Regions from separate parts of the Mus musculus genome. Here region 1 is linked to region 2. Evidence: chromatin contacts called from ENCODE POLR2A ChIA-PET data. All regions are on one chromosome and are shown on one strand. Each heading gives the region's core, a stretch centred on a gene start or an enhancer-like site at or near the end of the contact. The rest is flanking DNA. Distances are from core to core; before and after follow the strand shown. Region 1 holds the start of Proser3 (proline and serine rich 3). Region 2 holds the start of Arhgap33os (Rho GTPase activating protein 33, opposite strand).

The links. ChIA-PET counts read pairs that join two places held with the same protein, here RNA polymerase II (POLR2A).
Region 1: POLR2A ChIA-PET joins it to region 2 with 16 read pairs in embryonic stem cell. The contact joins the promoter of Proser3 here to the promoter of Arhgap33os in region 2. POLR2A ChIA-PET finds 5 or more read pairs at or near these places in 2 of 5 experiments (Patski and embryonic stem cell).

What each region holds. Positions count from the first base shown.
Region 1 is chr7:30,550,448-30,554,925 of GRCm38, reverse strand. It overlaps Proser3 (proline and serine rich 3), which reads left to right and starts at 2,621. Exons shown (of 12, transcript NM_001382459.1): 1 at 2,621-2,718; 2 at 4,092-4,168. Hspb6 (heat shock protein, alpha-crystallin-related, B6) reads right to left here and starts at 1,625. Exons shown (of 3, transcript NM_001012401.3): 1 at 1,394-1,625; 2 at 542-664; 3 at 1-457. The coding sequence starts at 1,591. The coding sequence ends at 290. It overlaps Gm38670 (predicted gene, 38670), which reads right to left and starts at 2,098; the gene lies at 2,022-2,098.
Region 2 is chr7:30,512,524-30,516,713 of GRCm38, reverse strand. It overlaps Arhgap33os (Rho GTPase activating protein 33, opposite strand), which reads right to left and starts at 1,592. Exons shown (of 12, transcript NR_036630.1): 1 at 1,513-1,592. It overlaps Prodh2 (proline dehydrogenase (oxidase) 2), which reads right to left. Exons shown (of 10, transcript NM_019546.5): 10 at 3,312-3,904. The coding sequence ends at 3,732.

The sequences.
Region 1 (4,478 bases), core at 1,372-3,871, 37 kb before region 2:
AAAGTGGGGTCAATTTGATGGGAGCCTTGACTGAGGGGTGACAGTAGCGTCCCTAGAGAGGTGTCCTGGGTCGGGCCGGAAAGCTGGGAGAGGGCTTAGGGAGGCTGTCTAGGTTACTAGGGCTCAGGTAGGCTTAGGGGTGGAAAGGTCTCCGAAGGACATCTAGGTGTGGTTGGGAAAGGCTGTCTTGACGGCGATTGGGACATCTGGCTGGGCAGTGGAGTCAGATCGGCTTTTAAAAGAGAGCCTAAAGAGGCTTCCTGGGTTCGGTCCTGTGCAGCTGGGACCCCTACTTGGCAGCAGGTGGTGACGGAAGTTGGGCCTGGGCCGACGCTGGTGTGGCCTGGATGGACAGGACACCCTCAGGAGACAGTGCTGAGGTCACAGCAGCAGGGTCCACACCAGGAGGCAGGCGGTATCGGCGGTGGAACTCTCGAGCAATGAATCCGTGTTCATCCTGAGGGTGGGGTACAGGGAGAGATGGGCTTGAGACTCCTACCCTCCTGCCTACCCCGCTCCCCAGTCTGGCATGCAGACCTACCGGGCGCTCCTCGTGCCGAGCATGGACCTCCACATGGTCGTCAACCACCTTGACAGAGATTTCCTCTGGCAAGAAGTGCTTCACATCCAGCAGCACGGAAAAATACCCAGAGTCCGTGGACACCTGCACACATGGCGGGTAGGGGTGGGGCGTCGATCGGATAGGGGTCTTGGCTTCTGGGACCCAGCACTCTCTATGATACATAGGTTACAGTGCTGCTGCCGAGGACTTGTGTAGACTGTCCCCTCTAAGTCACCAGAACCTCAGCCTCATAATAACTGGCCCCCCTCCCCTTCAAATACTGGGTCCACCTCTTTGTGGTAACCAAGTTAGATATCTACCCTATAACCCCCCACCCCATGTCCTTGACTCCACAGTCACCATTTCTGCTACGAGACCCCACCATGCTAGCAACCAAGATGCCACTTCCCCATCGCCAGAGTTCTTACTTAGGTCATGGGACCTCCTGTGCCCTTTACGGGTACTTTCCCCTCGTTTAGAGTGCCCAAGACCCCCTTCATCAAATCACAGGATCCCTCTTGAAGATGCAGCATCACCATATGCAACCCTAGGAACATTACAGCCCGTCGGGACTCACTTGTCCTTTCCCCCAGATTCCCGGCTCACTTGCCCCACCCTTCACCCCCTCAGAAGATCAGTAACGGGGGGGGGGGGGGGGAGGGGCTCAGAATACCGCACTCAAGGGACACCCAATGGCCCCACTGAGGGGTGACATTCTCCTCTAAGTTAAAAATCAACAGACATTCCCGCACCCCCGGCCCGGGGTTAGACCCCCCTCCTGGCCCCCAGTCTTGTTAGTAGTTGGATTGGCCCTCTCCCTAGGCCTGGCACCTGGGCTGTGGGTAACGCCACACTGGGGGCGCGCAGATAGTAGGGGGCGATCGCAGCAGGGCACAGTGAAGCCAGCTCTGCCTCAAGCAGCCCTTCGCCGAAACGCTGGTCAAAGAGGCGTCCCGGAGCAGAGAAACCTGGTAAAGGAGCTGAAGCACGGCGCAGCCAAGAAGGCTGCACAGGCACGGGGATCTCCATCCTGTTCCTACGCTGCCACCCTGGGCCCCGCAGTGCCCAAACGCACGCTGGCTCCGATTTATACTGTGCCCTGTGCCGCCCCTGCGGCGGGCCTCTCAGGGACACTGGGATTGAGGCCAAACTCAGGCATTAGTATTCCTTATTTAGAAACTTCAATAATTACTTGGCCAGTTATTAAACGCCTGCTGGATGCCCGGAAAAGGACACCAGGGAAATGTCATTAAGCCTTTTTCCATTTCTGTAAGGGGAAGCTAAAAGTCTAGGAGGCAGACCCTTATAGGTGTGGCAATCATTGTGGCAGTTGGGACCCTGGGTCCCGATTAGTCCCCCAAAGAGTTCTCAGTCCTCTTAATCCATCTCCGCCAGGCTGGCAGCTCTGAGGATGACGCATCAGTCTTAGTAACAGACTCCTGGAGAATGCTGCACCCATGCCAGGCAGTCAGGAGGACACAGAACAGACCCTACCCCAGAGTAGGTCGGGCCTAATTCTGTGCCTCTGACTCAGCCTGGGGTGCTCAGCGGCCAGGGGGCATGAGCATGAACACTCCAGGTTGGCCCCCGGGGGCTGCGCGCCGGGGCCCGAAATAGCTCGTTTTGATCCCACTACCTGGGCCAGGAGCCCGGGCCTGGCAAGGAGTACGGCCAGCTGCTCAAGAGGAAAGTGGTTAAGGTGACCATCAGGACGGGATAGCAGTCAAAGTAAAGACAGACGTCTCGGGTTAGCCCTGCAATAGTAGCTAGGCTGGAGTCAGGCCTTCGCTCCAACAGGTATCCTGGCGGTTAGAAATAAGGACTGAGTAAAAGGCAGGACTCTTAGCGCTCTTCAAGCGTCAGCCCGGCCTTTGATCCTTACTATTGGTCTGAAGTCTTGCCAATTACTGCTGCACGCTCCAATCAAACACACGCTCTCCCAGTTCGTCAAGAGAGAACGCCCCTCGGCCGCTTTCCAGTTACTTTTATTTTCTAGTCTATCATTGGTCGCTTTGGAGGCCGCGCTCCTACTCTGCACAGCCAGAAAGGGGCGGGGCTGACGGCGTTGCTTAGCGAGGAGAGTAGGCGCAGGGTTGTTCCGCGAAGAAGCTCCGCTGGCGCTAAGGCTGCGGTAAATGCCGACAAACTGACTGCAGGTGAGGTTGGTCCTCTTTCAGAGACCACAGGAGGCCTGGGAAGGCAACACGGGTTTACGTGAGCCTGAAGTCTCCCGCCCAATCTCAGGAGAACTACAACTCCCAAGATACCACACAGTTTGGGCCCTCCAACATCTCTGAGTGTCTCATGTCTTTTGTTCCCGCAGGGTGGGCCGAAGAAGAGTCGAAAAGAAATTTGAAAATTTAGTTCGTTAGTTTCCAAATTGCCCCAGACATCTAGGGGTGTTGTCTATGAACTTTTTCACTTAGGAGGAGCCCAGTGATTCATGGGGATTGTAGTCTCTACTGCCCCTTTCTCTTTGGGAGTCATGCCACCACCTCCCCCTTCCCTTAACAGGTTTAACCGGAAACATATTGTGTACGGTTTCGTCGTGGCTCTTTGTTAATGTTTTGTTTTTGCCTATTGTTTTCATTCTTTTTTTCATTTGTATGCTTTTAAAAAAAAGATTTATTATTTATTTTAGGTATATGAGTGCTCTCTCTGCATATACTCCCGTGTGCCAGAAGAGGGCATCAGACCACATTACAGATGATTGTGAGCTACCATGTGGTTGCTGGGAATTGAACTCAGGACCTCTGGTAGAGCAGCCAGTGCTCTTAACCACCGAGCCATCTGTCCAGCCCATATGGGTGCTTTTTAAAATGATTTGTATTGTTGTTGTTGTTTAAGACAGGGTTTCCCTGCACAGCCCTGTCTTGGAACTCACTTTGTAGACCAGGCTGGCCTTAAACTCCTGCCTCTTCCTCCTGGGTTCTGGGATTAAAGGCATCCACCACCATTCTTGGCTACATTACTTGGGTTTTTTTTTTTTTTCCTCGTGGAATTAATTGGAGCTTCATGAAATGGGCTTCTTGGAACATGTTTAAAGAGGTAGAAATTAGTTACCTTGATTTGACTGTAACATATTGTATACACGTATTGAAATATCATACTGTGCCGCATAAACTTGTACAATTAGTGTCAGTTAAAAACAAAACAGAACTATGCAACAGACCAGGTTTTTCCTGAATGGGGCTGGAAAAAGGGCTCATTGGTTGGGAGCAGGGGCTGGTCTTCCAGAGGTCCCAGGTTCAGTTCTCAGCATCACATGGCTACTCACATTCATTCCAGGGTCTTCAAGGGCATTGCACATACATAAATGTGCACAGGCACATGCAGGCATAATACTACCCATGCATACAAAATAAAAATAAATAAATCTTTTTTTAATTGCCTGAATAGTGTGAAGAAGTTGCAGTGTCTAGCCTGTTTCCTGATAGTCTGATTCTGTTAGCCTGGAGTGGGAACCCACTCTCACTCATCCTCTGGGGGTGTGCATGGGTACCAACCCACTCTCACACATCCTCTGCAGGACCAGGCACATCCTCTCCCACTGAGGCCAGGCAAGGCAGTCCAGTTAGAGGAACAGGATCCACAGGCAGGCAACAGGTAAAATGTTATTCTTGTTTTGAGACAAGAGTTCTCTATGCAGCCTTTGCGTATGAGTGCACTTGTTTCTGTGTGTGTGTGAGTGTGAGAGAGAGTGTGTGTGTGTGTGTGTGTGTGTGTGTGTGTGCACCCTGTGGAAATCAGACAGGCTCAGGCGTCTGTTCTCATCTTTCACCATGTTGAGCCAGGGTCTTCTCTTTGATGTTCACCTCTGAGGCTCGCTGACTTGAAAAGTTTTAGGGGACTCTCCCGTATCCACCTCCCACCTCTGTATAGAAGTACTCGGATTGCAGATTGTGCTACCACATCT
Region 2 (4,190 bases), core at 343-2,842:
AATACTTTTTTTTTTTTTTGGAGGCAGGGTTTCATTAGCACAGGCTATGTCATTAGCACAGGCTATGTCATTAGCATAGGCTTCTCCCACAGTCTTTTTCCCCCAGCCGCAGCTTTCTGAGGAATAGAATGGCACGTGTGCCCTGTTTTCTCCCTTTTCAACTAACAAAAATATTAAAACCCAGCAAAAAAAAAAAAAAAAAAAAAATCACAGCTACTAAGCAAGTTCCGACAGTGGCCAGATACATAACAGAAATCAGAGAAACTTGTGAAATTGTTGAATGTTTGTCTCAATGGGATTTTCCCAACCAACACCCAACAAAATCCAACACCATTCCCTCATCTTCTCAGGCTTTTTTTTTTGAGACAGGGTTTCTCTGTGTAGTCCTGGCTGTCCTGGAACTCATTCTGTAGACCTGGCTGGCCTCAAACTCGGAAATCCACCTGCCTCTGCCACCCAAGTGCTGGGATTAAAGGTGTGAGCCACTACTGCCCAGCCTTCTCAGATTCTTATTGTCTGGGTTCAATACCTTTTTACTCTCCTCTCCCCACATCTGGCTAGTCACACACATGCCCAGCTTGGACTTTAGGGCCTTGGCCCAGGCCATCCCAGCTTCCAAGGATCCCTTCCCCCAGTTTTCTGCAGAATGGTTTACACTGTGAGACTCCTATCACACGCAGCACAACCCCTCCCCACCAACTACATTTTGTTCCCAACGATCGCGAGGCCAGCTTCACCCTGATAGCCCATCTCTGACCGTAGATCTTGGCAAGCAACAGCATAAGGACCCTGGCACCCAGTTCTGGACCGGCTCAATTGAAGTTGTCCCTCCGTGGTTGGTTCTTTCCCCACACCACACCGGCAGTGGAAGCTCACCTCTGCGCAGAAGCCTGGCTAGGCCCCAGCATGGGCCTCTGGCCATAGCTAGGCGATGCAGACGCCCCACCTGGGCGTTTGGATCCCTCACGGAGCCCAGCTCCACAGGGAAGCGGGGAGCCTGTGAATGCATCTGCAGCCCGCTTAGAGCCTGTCAGCTCCTGGAATGGGGTACACTCCTGAGGGGAGGGCGGGGATAAAGGACAATAGGGCTAGCTAAGGAGCAGTCTACTTGAGAAGGGAATTTGGGAGATTTCTGATGGGAAATCTACCGTCTGGTAGGCCGGGCCAGGGAGCTGCACACCATTAGACCAGGAGCCCGAGGGATCAGAAGTGATAAGTGGGAGGTTTAGGGCAAGGGCGGGCATTTCAAGGAAAATTTAAGGGCTTTGGGCAGAATCTGAGCCCGGGTAAGGCTCTGAAGTATCAAAAGGCTAGGAGGCCCGGAAGGCTGGTGGGGTCTGCGGGCTGGGAACATCTTAGGTGTTTCCAACACAGACGTGGGGTCTGAGTGAAAGAGGGCAGGGCTGGGGCTGGAGGTGGAGTATGGAGATGAGGTGGGTGTGGTGAAGAGCCGTGGGTCCTGAAAGCTCCAAATAGTTCTGGGCCTGGACTCTGGCCCAGCCAGGTACCTACCGTTGGGCGCTAGTGTGACTGTCACGTAACCGTGATCCAGCCACGGCTGTCTGTGCTGGAATTCTAGATGCAGATATGCCGGCGGCTTCCTGCTACCTCGCACTTGCGCAGTAGCCTGCCCTAAGAAGCATTCCCCCAACCCGACCCCACCATCTCATAGCGAAGGTTCAGAGATGTTGACCCAAGGGTTTCAGTTGACTCTCCTTCCTCCTTGTGTGCTCCAGAACTTCAGGCCAGCCAGAATCTCTTAGTTTTTATTTATTATTTATATTAATTATGTGTATGAATATTTTGCTTGTATGTATGTAAGCGCAGCACACGGGCTCCTAAAGTCCACGATAGACAAAAGAGAGGAACTGGAGTTAAAGGGGCGTGTGATCTACCCTGTGGGTGCTAAGAATCAAGACACTGGGGTGGGTGGGCAGCCCGTGCTCCTAACCGTTCAGCCATCTCTCCCAACTCCCAGCCATGCCATCCTGGACCCTCTTAACCGCGGTTCCGCATCTCTAACTGTCGTCCCGTGTTCACCATGACTACTTCCAGGCTCTTCCCTGAGCCCCATACCTGAAGGCCCTTCAGAACGTCTCCCTTTAGACATCACCTGGACTGTCGAGGCTGGCTCCATTCAGTTTTAGATGGTTGTCTCGCCTTGTTACTTAACAATATGCATCAAGAAGTTTCCCCTAACTTGTTCATAGTATTTGCCACTGTTTGAAACTGAAACAAGCTATGCTGGTATGGCTGCCTTTAATTTGGCTCACCGTCCACATGATAGAGAACCTGTTGCCATGTCCCCTCTGCCTGTAACTCCCATGATTCCTTGTTGCCTCTGGAGCACAGAGCAAGTCTAAAGGCCCTGTACTTCCCTTTATCCGTAGCTCCTCACTCCTTAATCTGAACCATTTCTCTATGGGATTTTTTTAGGTTGTTTGGTGGTGGTTTTTTTTTTTTTAATTTATTTAATATATGAATTCTCTGATGAATCATCTGCAGGCTAGAAGAGGGCACCAGGTCCCGTTACAGATGGTGGTGAGCCACCATGTGGTTGCTGGGAATTGAACTCAGGACCTCTGGAAGAGCAGCCAGTGCTTTTAACCACTAAGCCATCTCTCCAGCCCCTGGTTTGTTTGTTTGTTTTTTTGTTGTTGTTTTTTGAGGCAGGTTTTCTCTATGTAACCCTGGCTGTCCTGGAACTTGCCCTGTAGACGAGGCTGGTCTTGAACTCAGAAATCCGCCTGCTTTCCCATCCCAAGTGCTGTGATGAAGGCATGTGCCACCACCATGGAACTCCTTTCCATCTTTGTGGCTTTTATTATCATTTGCAGTGCTGGAGAGAGACTTTTTGTGCATGTTAAGCACATACTCTACCATCGAGCTGTGCCCCAGCTTCTCACGGGATGACTCTAGGCAAGTGTTCTGCCAGTGATCTATGTCCTCAGCTCTTGGGTTTTGTTGCTGTTGTTTGAGATAGAGTCTCACTATGTAGTCCAGGCTAGCCTAGAACCTGGAATCCTCTTGCCTGTGCTTCCGAGTGCCACATCTGTTTGAGACAGCATCTCTCACTGGAAACCTGTGGCTCACCAACTGGGCAAGGCTGGCCAACCAGTATCTGTGTCTCAGCCTGTATCCCCATGCTTGGAGTTTTATGTGGGTGCTGGAGAGTAAATCCAGGTCCTCAAGTTTGTGCACCAGGCATGTCACTGACCAAAACATCTCCTCAGCCTGCTCATCGGTGCTTATTAACTGAAGGAATGACCCACCCCTTCTGAGCAGTCATTTGTCGTAGGCCATCAGTGTCTGCTATTCACCTGTGTTGTTTATTACAAATCCTCTGAGAGGGAAAGAATTCTTGACTAGATCCCTGGCTAAGCACATTGAAGGATTAATTACCCTTCGGTTACCAAGTCACTACCACCCTAGGCTAGCACTTCTCCTCCCCTCCCCTCTCCCACTCCTCCTCTTCCTTCTTCTCACTCTGTAGTCCAGGCTGGCTTGGAACACATGGCCCTCCTGTCTCAGCCTCCCAAGTGCTAGGATAACAGGAGTGTGCCACCACACAGGACTAAAGATCTCTTGAGTCTCAGGCATGCCCCACCTGTCCGAGCAGACACCAGGGTCAGCCCTTTCCCCAAGGAGGCAGCTTCTGAGAAGTACAGACAGGGCCAGGACTCGGGACCTTTATTGAGCACATGGCCCCTGATGGTGCTGATGGAGACATCTTAGGCCGTCCTTCCCAGCAGTCTCCGCCACAGTTCCTGGCTGAGTAGTGCCTGCTCCCTGCGGGCACCCTGCAGCACACTCCTGTTCTCCTGGGCTCTTCGGATCAGGTAGGGAATCACCTCCTCCAGGCAGCCATAGGGAATAGACTTGTACACCATATATCCAGCCTGCCCTGTTGGGATAGCATTGGCAGAGTGTGGGGCTCAGAGAGAGGCGTTCCTGGGTATCAGCAGCAATAGCGACTTCCCTTGCTTAGTGTGCATGGCACACGAAGTGCGTTAGACACAATCCATCACTAAAACACTCCCCAGCACACACCTAAAAGTGATAATTGTCTTTTTCTCCTTCTATCCCTCCCCCTCCCATCCTTCCGTCCTTCCTTCCTTCCATCCTTCCTTTCTTCCTGCTTGTTATGAGATTGGCTTTTATTAAGTAGTCCAGGTTAGACTCCAATCTAA